2 separate regions of the Homo sapiens genome follow, and region 2 is linked to region 1. Evidence: chromatin contacts called from ENCODE Hi-C data. All regions are on one chromosome and are shown on one strand. Each heading gives the region's core, a stretch centred on a gene start or an enhancer-like site at or near the end of the contact. The rest is flanking DNA. Distances are from core to core; before and after follow the strand shown. Region 1 holds the start of SIM1 (SIM bHLH transcription factor 1). Region 2 holds the start of NR2E1 (nuclear receptor subfamily 2 group E member 1).

Region 1 (3,001 bases), core at 300-2,799:
TAGCCGAGGGCAAAGGCAGTAATTTAGCCAGTTCATAAAATTCACTGTTTTCCTTCTCCCTCCTAGTCCGCGCAGCATTTTTGGACTTTTCTTTCATTGTGTCTTGTTCCCCCTTTCTTCTCACAACTTAAGCTCCGCAGATTCATCCAAAACCAAAAATAAACTTTCAATTAGAGATCATATTTGGCAAAAACATAAAACATACTTTGAATAAAGAGGCTGAAGTATTTGCACCAAGAACAGTGTATTGATGGCAGTAAAAGACCAGCGGGGGTGAACGGAAAATATGTTCTTTGAAAATTCGGGATGCAGTATAGGAAAGTTGCTGATCCACCGAATTTGGGCGATCCACCGAATTTGGGCAATCCTGAGGGTCGTTCAGGGTATCAAATGCCAGTGGGACCCCTGAGGAGCCAGCCTTTTCTTCTACTGCCAGCTGCGAACCCTGGTCCTCGGAAAATCGACATAATAATCCCTGACGTTTGCTCTTCAGTCTCGCGGCATTTAAGGTATCTCCGAGCCCCTTTGGGAAGAGCAGGAACCCCAGACAACTCTTTCAAGGCCCTGTGAAGACAACAGCATCAGAGCATAAGAGATCAGCGGCTCCACAAGTACTCACACACTCGTCCCAATTCCAAAAACACGGCCGGAAAGGGCCTCAGTGCGCCTAGCCAGGCGTTTTGGGTTTGTTTTTAAAGAAACGGGTAAATCGGCAGCGAGACAGCCCCCTGCAAATAATGCTGGCATTCCCTCACCCATGCCAGCCGCATCCTCCAGACCCCTGGGAAGTTGCCCAAACAACAAAATACATATTTCTGAAGACCCGCAAGGGATCTTCCGCCGCGGATCCCCGAGTCCGCGCCCAGGCCGGGCGCACGTCCCAGGAAAGCAGGTTTCCGCAAATCAGAATTCCTCCAAGGCGAGGCAGGGGCCTTTCAGCTCCCTACCTTGGCAGATCTGGACCTTGGCTACCTCTTTAACTTGGGTCTCAAGTCTGAGGGATTCCTCAAAAAGTGACACTTACACACCAAGTCTCTCGGGACTCCCAAGGCGACCCAGCGCTCTGGCTGCCCAGCAGGGGCTGCAACAAGCGGGGCCCAGCAGCGCCAGGTTAACAGGTGGCGCGCTCGCGACAGCCCCTCGCAGGCTCCCCCGGGGGTGGGAGGCGCCGCGGCCTCTCCCACACCACCGCGGAGCTGCGGGGCTGCTGGGCGGGCGCGGGGCGTCTTCTGCTTCACCTACCTTCAGTCCCCACAAGCGGCAGAGGTTTCGGGGGCGCCCATCTCTTAACTGTTCTCATGCCTACCGTCCAACCCAGCGACACCGCCGGCCTCTCCGCTTCCCACCGGCAGAGAGGAGCAGAGCATTCCCGGCTCCCTTTTCTGGATCATGAATTGGAGGAGGGGTGCGTGGCAGAAAGAGGAGGATGCAAGCTTTGGGACGAGTGAGGTGATTTTAGAATCCTGGTCCTCCGTAGTTGCTACGAAGCCAGTTCACTATTATTCCTAATTGGAAGCCGAAAACTGCCCCCCGTAACTTCTTTATAGCTTAAGGGTTTAGCTTCAACTTCACTCCGGGGCCGCCTCTCTCCCGCCCTCCCTCAATGCCACTCACAAGCCCCCTCGCCTCCCATTGGCCTGGCGCGGCCAGGGGCGAGGCGCTCATTGGCCAATAGGGCTGAGTGACACGAGTCGGCCCCGAGCCGCCCTCCGCGCGCCCAGGCTCCGGGCTCTGAATCTTACTACCCGCGGGACCGCTGGACTCCTAATGAGCTCAGGGTGCCGGGTCGGCGCTGTCCGGTTGCCGCCGCTGCTCGCGGCCTCCTGGGCCTTCCCGACGTCGTGCGCGACCCGCGCTCCTCGAGCTCCCTGGGGTCGGGTGGTTGAGCGCTCAGTCCAGCGCGGCGGCCCAGCAGAACCGGGAACGTCCGGAGGCAGCGGAGGTCGGGCCTGCGGGTTAGGTCTACCGGCGGAGGAGGCAGGGTTCGCCCAAAGGCCCATCCCGCTGGCAGTCGCTGGCCGACGGCGTGCGCGAGGCCGGTTTGGGGAGTTATTTTCTCTTTCTCGTTTCTCTGAAACCATGGCGACACGGAATTCATTGCCAGAGGAAATAAATACAATAACTGTCTTTAAATTAATCCCAAAGAAGTGCGTCTTTTTCGAAATGGCTTGGGTTTGGGGCTGATTTTTTTCACCGTGGAAACTCGGCCGGGGAGTTTTCCTATGGGGAGCAGCTAGGGGGACACTAGGGGAAAAGCTTACATTTCAGGGCAAAATAGAATGATTGATATAGAGATACATAGCTCCCAACAGTCCTTTATCTTAAACATTAGCCAACTCTTTGTCGGGTTTTGTTTCAGGAAACAAAAGTCCAACATGATTATTCCTTACAGAAAGGATACAGTCTACATGAATGAACTTAACGATGCTCGCGGTTCCCTAATAGGAGCTGTTTAAACAAACGCTCACCAGGACTCTTGCTGACTAATTATCTTTTAGAGACCCTCTAATTTGAACCGCCTTCTCTTTCTCTCATCTGAGAAAACACAACAGGTAGCATCAAGAAAAAGTCAAATTGTCCCAAAAACAATTGTTGTCCTCACGAATCACCCCCTACAGACTCGACTCCCGGCTTGGTTTTGGTACGCCGGTGACCAGATTCGGCTCCTAGAGGTGCGTTTGGAGGGAGTTGTTTCATCTACCATAAAAATCAGTGAGAACACCAGTGACGGGGCACTCATCCTCTCGTTTGTGGCGCTAATTGCCACTGAGAAAATAAATACTTTGAAGAGGGGTGTGTGCCATTCTGCTGATATTCAGAACAACTTTAAGAGTGTTTGTTCAAAAATACAGACATCTGCCACCTCCTTGCCGCCCGATGGCAGTAAGATAGTCGTAGAAGGACAACAGCAGCTTTCTGGTGTTATTTACATATCTGGGCAACACCTGGCTGGAGGAGGTGAAAGTTTTGGATAGAAAGAAAAAGAAAGAAGCACGGAGAT
Region 2 (3,001 bases), core at 247-2,746, 7.7 Mb after region 1:
AAGTTGGCTGTCAAAAAACGCTGATTTCTCCTCCTGTCACCTAATAAACCCCTACGCGCTTATGGCCTCGTCCCACAATCCCCCAATCTCGTCCCAATTCGAAAAACCGAGGAGGAGGGAATAAACTGAGAGATAAAGATCCCCCCATCTTGCTCTTTCCCCGGGACCCCAGCCTTGGTCGCGGCGCCCCACTAAGGAGGACACAGGCTCTGGTGTGTGTGGTGTGCGAGACCCCGAGCTCGAGGCCGAGCCAAGGCTGGGCAGAAAGTTGCAATCACGTGCTGTCGGAGCCCACTGGAGCGCACAGCCCGCTCCCCCTGGGACGCCCAGGCGGAGGACCTGCTGCGCCCTCCCAGGGCTCGGGGGACTCCAGCATTCACTTGCACGCACAGGCGAACTCTGATTGAAAGCCCGGGATGACACCGAGTCTGGAGAAAGAGGGACCGGGGGGTGGGCTGGCGGAATTGCAGAGCGCCGGCCACAGCTCCCCTCCCCGCGAACGTCGAGCGGAGGGCGGGAGGTGTAACCTCTGACCTCTGGCCGGGTCCACGCCCTGAGGAGGGACTGGCAAGCTCTTGTTCGACAAGTTCAAGCTGCCGAGAGAGCTTAAATAGAATTAATCTCTTAGAGATCGGGGATCATCGCTCCCTCGGCATGCGCTCTCCCAGCGCCGCGCACAGAGCAAGGCGCGAGAGAGCTCAGGAATCGCGGGAAGGCAAGCGGAATGGGGAGGGGGTAGGGGATGAGGGCCTCTCTTCACTATTCCTCCGCCCGGAGAGCGGGAGCCCGCAACGCCCGCCGAGGACGAGCGGCGGGAGGGAACGCTCTGCCCTCCAGCCGCCCCGGTGCAGATAATGGAGGCGACAAGAGATTCGCTCAGCGTCGGATGGGCCAGCTCTGCTTGGGGAAGCTGGCGGCATCCTCCCCTCGGCTGGTGCCCAAACCCACTGCGCGAAGGCCGAAGGAACGCGGAACCTCCAGAAGACCCCATCCTCAGCCCTGACTTTCCGTAGATATGTGCAAAATGAGTAAATTACTCACCTCGGGCCAGATCCAAGTTTTACCCAACAGAAGGGGCACCGGACCAAGAATGAACCAACTCACATGGCCATGTCCGGCGCGCACAATCACACGCCAGCACACAGCCACCCAATTTCTTCCGCGAATCTATCTGGCACTCTGGAGAGAGGGGGAAAAGCGTTTTGAGAAAGCCCCGTCACCCCTCCCCTTCCTTCTTGCCGTGAAATATACGAATTCATTTTTATTACGAGCCGCACCGTCCTCACCATCACGCACGCACAGAGCCACACTCCCATATTCACACTTTCTAACTCGTAAGCTCCGACAGCGCCTGCATTTTCTTTGGGAGCCGCTTGGAGGTTCATTAATATCATTAGCATTTAACCCCCTCCCTCTTCCCATCCCCTCCCCGCACATGGCTGACGTCAGACCCCGCCAGGAGTTGGGGGAAAAGCTAAGTGGGCCAGGGACGCCCTATTCCCCTCCCCGCGGCTGCCTGTCAGAGCGCTTCTGGAGATATTACAGGGGACCCAGCCCGCAGCGACAGGCACAAAGTCACGGGGTAATGAACTTCGGGGACCCTTCGCCGCTGCGTGCGCGGCTCTCCCCGGAAACCCGGACCTGGCCGCCTCTTCCCTCGGAAGATTTCCCAGCAATCTAGTTTTCCCACTCTGCGCTTGGGTTCCGGCAGCGCGGAGCCCGTCTGCCTCTGAGACTGCGGTAGTGTTTTCCTTCTTTCCTTGGGAGACCAGCGGTCGGCAGAGATTGCCCACACTCTGCATGCCTATGTAGAGGGAGAGATCGAAGACTGAGTGACAGGAATGGGGAAAAAGAGGGATTTCGCTCCGTAGGAAGGCCATTTTCGTGTCTCCATCTCTGTCTTTCAACATCCCTCTCTTGCTGTTCTTCCTTCTTCCTCAGTCTTCCTGTCCATCTCTCCATCTGTCTGTCCATGTGTGTGTCCATATCAAGCAGCATTCCCAGCAGCTGCGGTTTTGCAAGAGCCGGGAAGAAACTTAAGGATGCTTAAATTTCCACTGTTGGACGAATTCTGAGCGCCCAGGGAGCAGCGCAGCGCGCGACTGACACCCACCTGTCCCGCCCAGGAGCCTTGCAGGCTGGAGGGCAGCTGGAGAGCGGCGGCGCCCGGCGGCGAGGCGGGCGCTGCCGGCCGGGACTCGGGCAGCGCCCACCAACCGCTCCGCCCCGGGACAGCCAGCATGAGCAAGCCAGCCGGATCAACAAGTGGGTACCTCTCGGGCCGCCGTGGGGCCTAGGCGCGCAGCCTGGGGCGAGCGAGCGGGGAGGCTGGGGGAGGTCCTGCCTGGAGCGCTGCGAATCTGAGCCCCTGAGAGGGATTCCAGCGGGCGTGTGCGTTCGGCCCAGACCTGTAGACCGTGAGTTGGAGCATTTCGTGGAGAGGGGAGAGCCGTTTCGTTGCCTCTGGATTGCTTGATCCCCCCTGTCTGGTGCGGTGAGAAGGTTACGACCCGCGCAGCCCACCAGTCGGATGAGTTGTCTCCATTTAGCCGCCAGGTGCTGGATGGGGGGGCCATGGGGGCGGGAACTGGGCCGCAGCTCCAGGCGGTAGCACAATAACACACTCGCTCAAAACTCCGAGCTCCAGCGCGCAAAAGCAACTCTGTGCAAAGCGGATTTTGAATGGAATGCTTTGCACCCCGTTTCTAGCTATTTCAAATAATCCTGCAAACTGGGAAGCAGAAACAATTTAAAAGTCACATTTTCCTTAATCCTAAATCCGCGTAGGTCATAACTGGGGAATTTAAAGTATGGCGAACCACTCTAGCAAAGAGAGGACCAAATCCCTAATCCCAAGGACTTTTCGAGCCGGAGCCCAGCAGAGGCAGGAGTGCGCGGCCTGCTCCCTCCGTGCGCTTCTCTCCTTCCTCGAACTTCCTTAGCTGCCGGCTCTCCGAACGCCAGGCCGCAGCTGACCTCTCACCACCCCGAGACTCACGAG

What was found. A loop is a pair of places that touch in the nucleus more often than their neighbours do. Pooled maps may share reads with other maps.
Region 2: a loop to region 1 is called in a pooled map, with 18 times the contacts of the local background. The contact joins the promoter of NR2E1 here to the promoter of SIM1 in region 1. A Hi-C loop is called at or near these places in 1 of 168 maps with a recorded cell type or tissue (naive thymus-derived CD4-positive, alpha-beta T cell), 2 of 37 single-sample maps with no recorded cell type and 9 of 50 pooled maps.

What each region holds. Positions count from the first base shown.
Region 1 is chr6:100,463,372-100,466,372 of GRCh38, forward strand. It overlaps SIM1 (SIM bHLH transcription factor 1), which reads right to left and starts at 1,550. Exons shown (of 12, transcript NM_005068.3): 1 at 1,243-1,550; 2 at 1-564. The coding sequence starts at 97.
Region 2 is chr6:108,164,526-108,167,526 of GRCh38, forward strand. It overlaps NR2E1 (nuclear receptor subfamily 2 group E member 1), which reads left to right and starts at 1,497. Exons shown (of 9, transcript NM_003269.5): 1 at 1,497-2,265. The coding sequence starts at 2,241. RefSeq lists enhancers at 540-1,441, 2,342-3,001.